Linked DNA regions of Homo sapiens: region 1 is linked to region 2. A link is an interaction called in ENCODE POLR2A ChIA-PET data of the cell type or tissue named here. Cell type or tissue: OCI-LY7. All regions are shown on one strand. Links, peaks and the distances in the headings refer to the core of each region. The heading gives the core; the rest is flanking DNA.

Evidence for each region. Peaks named below come from ENCODE experiments on the same cell type or tissue, not always from the same donor. Only the 100,000 strongest peaks of a DNase experiment are listed, where the experiment ranks them.
Region 1: POLR2A ChIA-PET joins it to region 2 with 10 read pairs; 34 of 35 experiments call an interaction of 5 or more read pairs at or near these places.

Annotation. Positions count from the first base shown.
Region 1 is chr1:26,705,820-26,711,196 of GRCh38, forward strand. The region is part of intron 1 of ARID1A (AT-rich interaction domain 1A); the gene reads left to right. Among named protein-coding and RNA genes, the nearest start is that of ARID1A, 12 kb to the left of the region's middle. RefSeq lists an enhancer at 1,597-2,096. In OCI-LY7, for the core only: no CTCF peak of the experiment used is centred there; DNase peaks (open chromatin) are centred at 302 and 722; H3K4me3 peaks cover 703 bases; H3K27ac peaks cover 799 bases.
Region 2 is chr1:26,626,110-26,631,486 of GRCh38, forward strand. No RefSeq gene overlaps it. Among named protein-coding and RNA genes, the nearest start is that of ARID1A, 67 kb to the right of the region's middle. In OCI-LY7, for the core only: no CTCF peak of the experiment used is centred there; a DNase peak (open chromatin) is centred at 2,062; H3K27ac peaks cover 725 bases.

The sequences.
Region 1 (5,377 bases), core at 261-5,260, 80 kb after region 2:
GCATAGCTGGAATATTATCTTGGGACAGGTTGAGTCTATTTCCCAGTGGCTTCTGCATTTTCTAAGGGTGGACTGGAATGGGAAGAAGTCTAATGCCAAGAATGCATTCCAACATGCTGCAGAGTAGGAAATTTGATCCCTAAAATGTTGACTTAGTGTTGGTCATGGTACATATTAGAAATCACCCAGTAATCCAGGACAGATTTTTGTCACCCTCCAGGAAGTTATGTTGATATAAATACTAAGGGGCTTTGGGTACTGAGCTAAGTGCTCTGCAGGCCCAAAGCGCTGCTTGAATTGCTACCCATATGAAGAGGAAATGTGCCATGTGCCTTTTTTTCTCTCTTTTGCATTTGGGCTTCCTTATGGCTTTGTTGCTTTTATGTTCCCAAGTCTGCAAAGTTAGATATTAGACTTCCTCCTCCCTTGGCACTGGCAGATTCATGATTTTCCATGGCTCATCACTAGCAGCCAAGATTTTTGTATGCTTTTCTCTCTTAAACTTGTTCGTTTTCAGCTTGCTTGTTTATAGGCATCTCTGTTAAAAGGAACCCTTCTTTTCCCCTTAAGATCTAGCACCAGGGGTGCTTGGGGGTTGTTGTGATATCAGTCAATTAAAAGCCCATTTGGTGTGTGCTTGGTGTTTTTATTTTGCTCATGTTTTCTTTGAGGTCACAACGTGCTTGCCGGGCATGAGTGCCTTTGGGCCCAGCTGTTTACTCTCAACTGCCGTGTACTTTGACTTTAAGAAAAGTGCAAATTCAGCCACGTGGTAGAGGGATTAAAGGCCACATAGTGTTGGATGCTTCCTTTTGGAAGAAACAGATATATCTTTGGGCTCTTCTTGCCCAGTGATTTCTCCTGTCTGGGGTAGACATTGTTGCTTTCTGTTGTCCTTAGAGAACAGGGCAGAAATGCTGGGAATTGGTTTATTACTGTGTCTCTTTGGCAAATATGTATGTCTTTTTCTCTTGCCCTTTGGACAACATTCTGTTCTGGTCCTAAGGTGTTGGAGTTCACAGGTTGATCTAGCGTTATGTGAAACTCTTGGTAATTTAGGTTTGGATAACCGGCTTTTAGTCTCCAGATTTCTAACATTGTGCTTGTTTAGGAATTTAGGCTTCTAAAGAGAACCATATTACAAAGCTTTTGGGGAACAATTCTGTAGGTAGTTTATCTGTTCTTGGGTCACAGATCCTCACCAGGATCCTGACTTTTTTTTTTTTTTAGACGGAGTCTTGCTCTGTCACCCAGGCTGGAGTGCAGTGCAGTGGGGCAATTTCAGCTCACTGCAGTCTCCGCCTCCTGGGTTCAAGGGGTTCTCCTGCCTCAGTCTCCTGAGTAGCTGGGACTACAGGCATGCGCCACCGCGGCTGGCTAATTTTTTTTTTTTTTTTTTTTTTTTTTGAGATGGAGTCTTGTTCTATCGCCCAGGCTGGAGTCCAGTGGTGTGATCTCGGCTCACTGCAACCTCCGTCTCCCAGGTTCAAGTGATTCTCCTGCCACAGCCTCCCGAGTAGCTGGGACTACAGGCGCCTTCCACCACGCCCTGCTAATTTTTGTATTTTTAGTAGAGATGGGGTTTCATCATGCTGGCCAGGCTGGTCTGAAACTCCTGAGCTCGTGATCTACCCGTCTCGGCCTCCCAAAGTGCTGGGATTACAGGCATAAGCCACCACGCCCGGCCTAATGTTTGTATTTTTAGTAGAGATGGGGTTTCACCATGTTGGCTAGGCTAGTCTCGAACTCCTGACCTCAGGTGATCCGCCGGCTTTGACCTCCCAAAGTGCTGGGATTACAGGCGTGAGCCACTGTGCCTGGCAAGGATCCTGACTTTCAAATGATGGCCACCATGCATTTGAGTACTTATTATGTGCTAAGCATTATGCTTAGTCCTCTTGATGAATTTCCTAATTTAATCTTCAAAACTGTATAGGAGGTGGGTTCTATTATTAATCTTCCTCTTTTACAAATGAGGAAATAGAGTAAGATAAGAAATTTGCCCTAGGGAAAATAGCTGGTAAAAGGTAGAGTTGGGTTTGTCTGACAAGGTAGACAAGGTTTGTCTGACTCTTCAAAGGTATTACAATCTAAAATACTAACTTTGCTTCTCCAAAATAAATTACTCAGGCACCAAGATTGTTTAGGACATTATTTTTACAATAGCCTGAAACTCTTAAATGGGGTGAAAGACTGAAAAGCCATTAGTTAACAATTTGACATCGTGCCTAGAGCTCTGTCCTGTCATTCCCTTCCATCCCTTCCACTTAGGGTTTTGTTGTTTTGGATTTCCGATGAATGGCCATGGCACTTGGTTTATAGCTGCCTTGTGATTCCATTGGTGAGAACTGGCAGCATCTGGTCCTCTGGTCCCCGGTCCTCTCTTTCTCAAGAGGGATCTTTTGGGGTTGAGAGTGAGATTCAGCCTTTAAGATACAGTCCTTCACTTTTTTTTTTTTTTTTTTTTTTTTTTTTTTTTTTTTGAGACGGAGTCTTGCACTGTCGCCCAGGCTGGATTGCAGTGGCGTGATCTCGGCTCACTGTAACCTCTGCCTCCTGGGTTCAAGTGATTCTTCTGCCTCAGCCTCCTGAGTAGCTGGGATTACAGGTGCCCACCACCACGCCCAGGTAATTTTTTGTATTTTTAGTAGAGATGGGGTTTCACTGTGTTGGTCAGGCTGGTCCTGAACTCCTGACCTTGTGATCCACCTGCCTCGGCCTCCCAAAGTGCTGGGATTACAGGTGCGAGCCACCGCACCCAGCCAGAGTCTTTCACTTTGATCTGAGTGAAAGTGACTTGAATTATGAAAGTATATGCAGAGTGATATTACTTTTCCAGAAACTTGGAGCACTTGCTGAAGAGGCAGGGATTATTGTCTTTTTTTTTCTTTTGAGATGGAGTCTTTGCTCTGTCGCCCAGGCTGGAGTGCAGTGGCGCGATCTTGGCCCACTGCAAGCTCCGTCTCCTGGGTTCACGCCATTCTCCTGCCTCAGCCTCCCGAGTAGCTGGGACTACAGGTGCCCGCCACCACGCCCGGCTAATTTTTTTGTATTTTTAGTAGAGATGGGGCTTCACCATGTTAGCCAGGATGGTCTCGGTCTGCTGATCTCGTGATCCGCCCGCTTCGGCCTCCCAAAGTGCTGGGATTACAGGTGTGAGCCACCGCGCCCAGCGGATTATTGTCTTAATTTGCCACTTGGGGGAAATGAACACATAAAGTTGAGTGCCACATACAAAGTTTCATAGCAGAGTCATCTCTAAAACCTAGGTTTAAAGTTCTCTTAGGGCAGTATGACTTTAGGTAAGTCACTTCTCTGAATCTGTATTCTCAACTATATAATGAGGAAAAATATCTACCTTGAAGCTATGGTAAATATTAGATATGTGAAAGTACTATTCGTTTATCAAATACAATTCTAACATGACTCCTGATTGGTCAATCCCACAACTATCTCTCCCACTCTCCAGCCGTCCTTTTCAGAAGCAAGCCTCCAGGAGAGTTGATACCACTATTCCCACCTTCCTCCTGTGCATCCACCAATCTACCTCACATTCTCCTCCCCTGCACCCAGCACCCCTGGAATGCTACCACCCTGCTCCAGCCAGGAGGCCAGAAGGGTGATGTAGGAAGATTGCAGCACTACCATGGAAGTTCTCAACAGCACCCCCGACCCAGGACCCCAGGTTCCCACTGGCCCTGCTTCTCAATTCAGGAGAGATAGAATTGAGTGGTTAAAGCTAGTATTGGTCTTTACCGAATTCAAAATTTTCCCTAGTTTTTAGCTACATCTGAGTTACTGTAATGCTTTTTTTTTTTTTTTTTTTTTAAACTAAAATTTGTTTAGAGACAGGGTCTTTCTCTGTTTCCCAGGCTGGAGTGCAGTGGCTATCCACAGGCACAATCATAGCCCACTCTCAAACTCCTGACCTCAAGCAATCTTCCTTCCTCAGCCTCCCAAGTAGCTGAGCTACAAGCACATGTCACTATGCCAGCTATCAGGGCTAGCTTGCTTACTTTTTTTTTTTTTTGGAGACAGAATCTCGCTCTGTCGGCCAGGCTGAAGTGCAGTGGCATGATCTAGCTCACTGCAACCTCCGCCTCCTGGGCTCAAGCAATTCTCCTGCCTCAGCCTCCCGAGTAGCTGGGATTACAGGCGTGTGCCACCACGCCTGGCTAATTTTTGTATTTTTAGTAGAGACGGGGTTTCACCACGTTGGCCAGGCTGGTCTGGAACTCCTGACCTCAGGTAATCCACCCACCTGGGCCTCCCAAAGTGCTGGGATGACAGATGTGAGCCACCGCACCCGGCCTATCAGTGCATTAAAACACACAGGCCGGGTGCGGTGGCTCATGCCTGCCATCCCAGCACTTTGGGAGGCCAAGGCGGGTGGATCACAAGGTCAAGAGATCGAGACCATCCTGGCCAACATGGTGAAACCCCGTCTCTATTAAAAGTACAAAAATTAGCTAGGCGTGGTGGCGGATGCCTGTAGTCCCAGCTACTTGGGAGGTTGAGGCAGGAGAATCGCTTGAACCTGGGAGGCAGAGGTTGCAGTGAGCCGAGATCACGCTTGAACCTGGGAGGCAGAGGTTGCAGTGAGCCGAGATCACACCATTGCACTCCAGCCTGGGCGACAGAGCGAGATGCCATCTCAAAAAATAAAATAATACATACACACACACACACACACACACACACACACACACCACTTGTTGTTCCAGCTTGAGAAGTGGATTAGTGCAGTGGTTCTCAGTGTGGTCCCTAGCCACCAGCATCAGCATTACTAGGTCCTGTTAAGAAGCACAGACCCTTGGCCAGTCCTATCGAATCCAAAACTCTGTCAATATGTTCTAACAAGTCCTCTAGGCCATTCTGATGAACACTGAAGTTTGAGAACTACTAGATTTATACATTTACACTCAACTGGGCTGCAGAGTATATCCAGATTACCTGAGGGGCTGCTTCTAAATTATACCATAGATTGATGTTTTATGTCTATGTGCCCTCCTATGAAAAAAGTATTAATGAATGGAGAAAAGGTTAAAATGCTTGAGGCTAGGGGAGTGTGTTAGTTTGCTTGGACTGCTGTCACAAAATACCATAGACGAGGTGGCTTAAACAACAAACATTTACTACTTGAAGTCCTGGAGGGTGAGAAGTCCAAGATCAAAATGCTGGCAGATCGGGTTCTTGGTGACAGTCATTTTCCTGGCATGTAGGCAACTGTCTTCTGTCTTCTTGCCGGTCTACCACCCCAATTAATGCCCTCTTAGCCTCTTATGTCTCTTGCTCTTTTTTTTTTTTGAGACAGAGTCTCGCTTTGTCACCCAGGCTGGAGTGCAGTGGTGCAATCTCAGCTCATTGCAACCTCCGC
Region 2 (5,377 bases), core at 102-5,101:
GAAGAACCCCAAGAACATTGTCTTTCTTAAGTAAAATGAAAAAATTATATGTGAAAATGTGTTACCTCTTATTAAATCCAAGGTTAATTTTAAGAACCTTTGTATATTACTGTATTGATATTCATAACCTACAACAATGGCCCATGTACATTAGAGTCAAAATGCTGTGGTTCATGTATTACTGAACTGGAGAGCAGTGGCACTATTTAATTTCTTGAGGGAAAATCACATTGTAGACCAACACCTATAGAAAAATTGATAGCAATTGTCAGCTTTATCATAATGGAATTCAGACATTTCCTTTATCATCAGCCTCTAGGTGAATAATAATATAAATGTAGGGAAAGGGCAAGGTTTTCCTTACAATAGGATGATAACTAGTAAATATAGATAGAATGATGGAGTAAGAAACTTATTCGTGGATGCTAAAACTAGTGGGTGGCAGTTTGATAAGGAGAGGGTTATTTACATAGGAAAGTATCTGTCCATAAGTTACTTAATAGTTACAAGGGAAAATAGTGGAGGAACCTCATTACCACTGCTTTAACCAAGTCATGAAACCTAATATCACTGATATTAGGACCAACTGACTTCCATGGGCCTCCTAATAAGAAGCACTGAGGACACAACATTGCTTCAATGGTAACCCTGCCCAAAATGCACAAGCTGAATCTAATCACGAGAAAATCTCAGACCAACCCAAACTGAGGGCCTTTTATAGAATAACTGGCCTGTACTGTTCACAAATGTCGAGGTCAGAAAACAGAAAGAAAAGACTGAGGAACTAGTACAGATTAAGGTAGACAAAAGAGACATGACAGCTAAAGGCAGTATGTGATCTTGGATTTGATTCCAGACCAGGAAAAAAATAGTCTTATATCATATTTTTAGGGCTCATGCCTATAACCCCAGCACTTTGGGAGGCTGAGGCAGGAGGCTCTCTCTCAAGGCCAGGAATTGGAGACCAGCCTAGGCAATATAGTGAGACCTACTCTCTACAACAAAAATTTATAAATTAGCCTGATGTGGTGGCACATGCCTGTAGGCCTAGCTACTTGGCAGGCAAGAGGATTGCTTGAGCCCAGGAGTTTGAAGTTGCAGTGAACTATGATTCAGCCATTGCATTCCAGCTGGGCAACAGAACAAGGCTCTGTCTCTATCAAAATAATAATATTTTTAGGACAACTAACGAAATGTAATATGGACTATGAATTAGTTGATAGTATTACATCAATGTTAAATGTCCTGATTTTTATATCTATACTGTGGTAACATAAGACAATGACCTTGTTTGTTTTTTTTTTTGTTTTTTTTTTTGAGACGGAGTCTCGCTCTGTCACCCAGGCTGGAGTGCAGTGGCGCGATCTCAGCTCACTGCAAGCTCTGCCTCCCAGGTTCACGCCATTCTCCTGCCTCAGCCTCCCGAGTAGCTGGGACTATAGGCGCCCGCCACCACGCCTGGCTAATTTTTTTGTATTTTTAGTAGAGATGGGGTTTCACCGTGTTAGCCAGGATGGTCTCGATCTCCTGACCTCGTGATCCACCTGCCTCGGCCTCCCAAAGTGCTGGGATTACAGGCTTGAGCCACCGCGCCCGGCCGACCTTGTTATTAAGAAATACACTCAGGGGTAATGAGTCTCGAATATATCTCAAATATTTCAGGAAAAAATGTGCATATATTTATAACTATGTATGTAAAGAGAGAATAATAAAGCAAATGGAGCAAAATGTAATTAATTTATGAATTTGGATAAAGGACTTCTGGGAGTTTCTTGTACTGTTCTTGAAATTTTTCTCTAAGTTGGAAATTATATTGTTTTAGATCATTTGTTCCACATCTTCATTTTGAAGAGGTGAAAATTCAGATTTTGAAAGATGAAGATTTGCTGAAGGTCACACAACAATTTAGTGGCAGAGTTAGGGCCAAAACCCAGATCTGCAGAAGTCAGTCCTCGTTTTACAACACCAACTGAATCCTTTGGTGTTTTTTTGGATGGCAAAGGTTGAGCCACCCCTTTTTACTTCTCTTTTTTAGTTTTTTAGTTCCTTAGAGCTAGTTCCTTTTATTAGGGAACCAGAGTAACGTAACTAAATGCTTCTTTCAGTTCCTTCGTGATTAGGCAAAGATCAGTTTGAAGTTTTTGAGCTGTGGAGTTTGGAATATCCTTTACCTTTTGTAGGCTCAATGTCTTTCTTATTGCCAGCCTTTTCCTGCATATGGTTTGTTTCTTTTATATGGTATTATTTGTACTCCCTCTCCCATATAATGATGTATTATTGTTTAAATTTCTTTCTGTAAGCCACTGCATTTCAAGGTCTCATAAATATTATCTACTCTAAAGATAATTGGCCTGGTGCAGTGGCTCATGTCTGTAATACCAGCACTTTGGAAGGCTGAGGCAGGTGGATCACTTGAGGTCAGGCGTTCGAGACCAGCCTGGCCAACATGGTGAAACTCCATCTCTACTAAAATTACAAAAATTAGCTGGGCGTGGTGGTGTGCACCTGTAGTCCCAGCTACCTGGGAGGCTGAGGCAGGAGAATTGCTTGAACCTGGGAGGCAGAGGTTTCAGTGAGCCGAGATCGTGCCACTGCATTCCAGCCTGGGCGACACAGAGAGACTCCATTTCAAAAAATAAATAAAATAAAATAAAAAGATAATTGCATGGTTTTCATTTCTGTGATTCTATGACTCAGTTTCCTTAATTGGTAGACAACTAAGGCATAATATACTGAAAAAAAGGAGAATATAGCATCTCAGAATTATATTCTTTTTTTAAACTTTTATTTTAGATTTGGGGATACATGTAAATATCAGTTACATCGGTAAACTCATGTCATGGGGGTTTGTTGTAGAGATTATTTCATCACCCAGGATGAAACCAGTACCCAATAGTTATCTTTTCTGCTTAAACCCAGTACCCAATAGTTATCTTTTCTGCTCTTCTCCCTCCTCCCACCCTCCACCCTCAAATAGACCCCAGTATCTCTTGTTTCCTTCTTTGTGTTCATAAGTTCTCATCATTTAGCTCCCACTTATAAGTGAGAATATGCGGTCTGGTTTTCTGTTCCTGCATTCGTTTGCTGAGGATAATAGCCTCCACCTCCATCCATGTTCCTGCAAAAGACAGGATCATGTTCTTTTTTATGGTTGCATCAAAATTACATTCTTAAAGGGTTTAATCTAATCACAATAATAGAACTTAATAGTTTTAGTGGTTAACTGAGTAATATCAGCTTTGTCAAAAAATTAAGAAATCAAATCTATCATTTTCCACATAAATCGGCTAACTGCTAATTGTCGTCAGTGTGAGCACTCCTTGTCTCCAAATGAGATAATGTAAAATATTAAGTTAGACCATATGAAATTGTCATTTTCATAGCAATCGAATATCAACAATTTCATATGGTTCAACCTAATATCAGTAATGATATTACGAAGTAGTGGCATATTTTCTCTTCTCTTACTTCATTAGTAGAAGCACTTAAAGACAGCTCAAGAGTCACCTGCTCTTTATTCTCCAACTTCTCAGTTTTCTTTCCCTACCTTGGCTGTTCTTCTATGCTGACAATCGCTATGAGATTCTTGCTAGGCTTCAGATTCCTCCAAATTTCCATCTTGGCTTACATTAGCTTTCACCACCTGGGAGCCTTCTTTTCTTTCTTTTTCTTTCTTTCTTTTTTTTTTTTTTGAGACGGAGTCTTGCTCTGTGGCCCAGGCTGGAGTGTAATGGCACGATCTTGGCTCACTGCAACCTCCACCTCCTGGGTTCAAGCAATTCTCCTGCCTCAGCCTCCTGAGTAGCTGGGATTACAGGTGCCCGCCACCACACCTGGCTAATTTTTGTATTTTTAGTAGAGATGGGGTTTCACCATTTTGGCCAGGCTGGTCTTGAACTCCTGACCTCATGATCCACCCGTCTCGGCCTCCCAAAGTGCTGGGATTACAGGTGTGAGCCACTTCGCCCAGCCTCTCAGCACCCACATTCTATCTGGACCTTAGATTATTTATTTATTTATTTATTTATGATGCAGTCTCACCCTGTTGCCTAGGCTAGAGTGTAGCAGTGTGATGATGGCTCACTGTAGCCTTGACGTCCTGGGCTCAGGTGATCCTCCCACCTCAGCCTCCCAACTTAGGAAGGTTAGAGTCCTTCCTAAGATTTATGGGGTTAGGCTGGGTGCGGTGGCTCACACCTGTAATCCCAGCACTTTAGGAGGTTGAGGCAGGAGAATCACTTGAGCTCAGGAGTTTGAGACCAGCCTGGGCAACATAGTGAGACCTCGTCTCAATTTATAAAAAAACAAGGCCTCCCTCGGTAAAGTCCCTCTTGGTTAAAAGTGGATTTGGCACTATGGGATGTTAACCACCATTCTGTTTGGATTAATCTGCCTTGCAATCTTTGCTGATGGCTGTGGGTGACAGGATTAGGCAAGTATAGAATCACGGGATATGGGGAGCTTTTTTTCTCCCCAAAGGGAGAAACTTGAGAGCTGATGGGACTGCTGGAAAAAAAAAAATCCCTTCCTGACTCACAAGCAGCCACCTGAGCTTTTGATTCAGTGTCGCTGCAATGGGTGGGCCTTTCTCTGGCCTCCCTAGCTCCTAGCCTTCCCCACCCCACTGCAGGCAATGCTTCTCTTTCTCTCTGACTCCTTTCCCTTTCCTGTCTTTTCTGTACTCAGGGCAACTGTCTATTCTTCCTTCTTGCCCAGAGACCACATGTTGAAATTCCTGGTTGGAGGTCATTCCACCCCATACTGAGTGGATCAAAGATGACAGGGCCCAACCGGAGGCAAGTTTGAGCTTTGCCAGTTAAATATTGGCCACTAAGGGGAATGGCTAATGTCTATGTTTTGTGACACGTATTTTGCTCTGGTTGGAATGGGAAAGGTTAATTTGGTTCCCCCATGCAGCTAGTTGGGTGGCATCTTGCAAAATTGAGAGGCTTTTGCCTGTGGTTCCGTGAAATGGAAAACGATGATTTTCTTTCTTTCTTTCTTTCTTTTTGAGACAGAGGCTCACTCTGTTGCCCAGGCTGCAGTGCAGTGGCGCGATCTTGGCTCACGACAACCTCCACCTTCCTCATTCAAGCAATTCTCCTGCCTCAGCCTCCCGACTAGCTGGGACTACAGGCATGCGCCACCATGCCTGGCTAATTTTTGTATTTTTAGTAGAGACCAGGTTTCACTAAGTTGGCCAGGCTGGCCTGGAACTCCTGACCTCATGATCCGCCCGCCTCAGCCTCCCAAAGTGCTGGGATTATAGGCGTGAGCCACTGTGCCCAGCGATGATTTTCCTTTGTATTGTGGCTAGGCCCCCAGGGCTATGGTGCAGCAAGCAGGGTTGCTAGGGCCACTCAGGAAAAGGGAACCC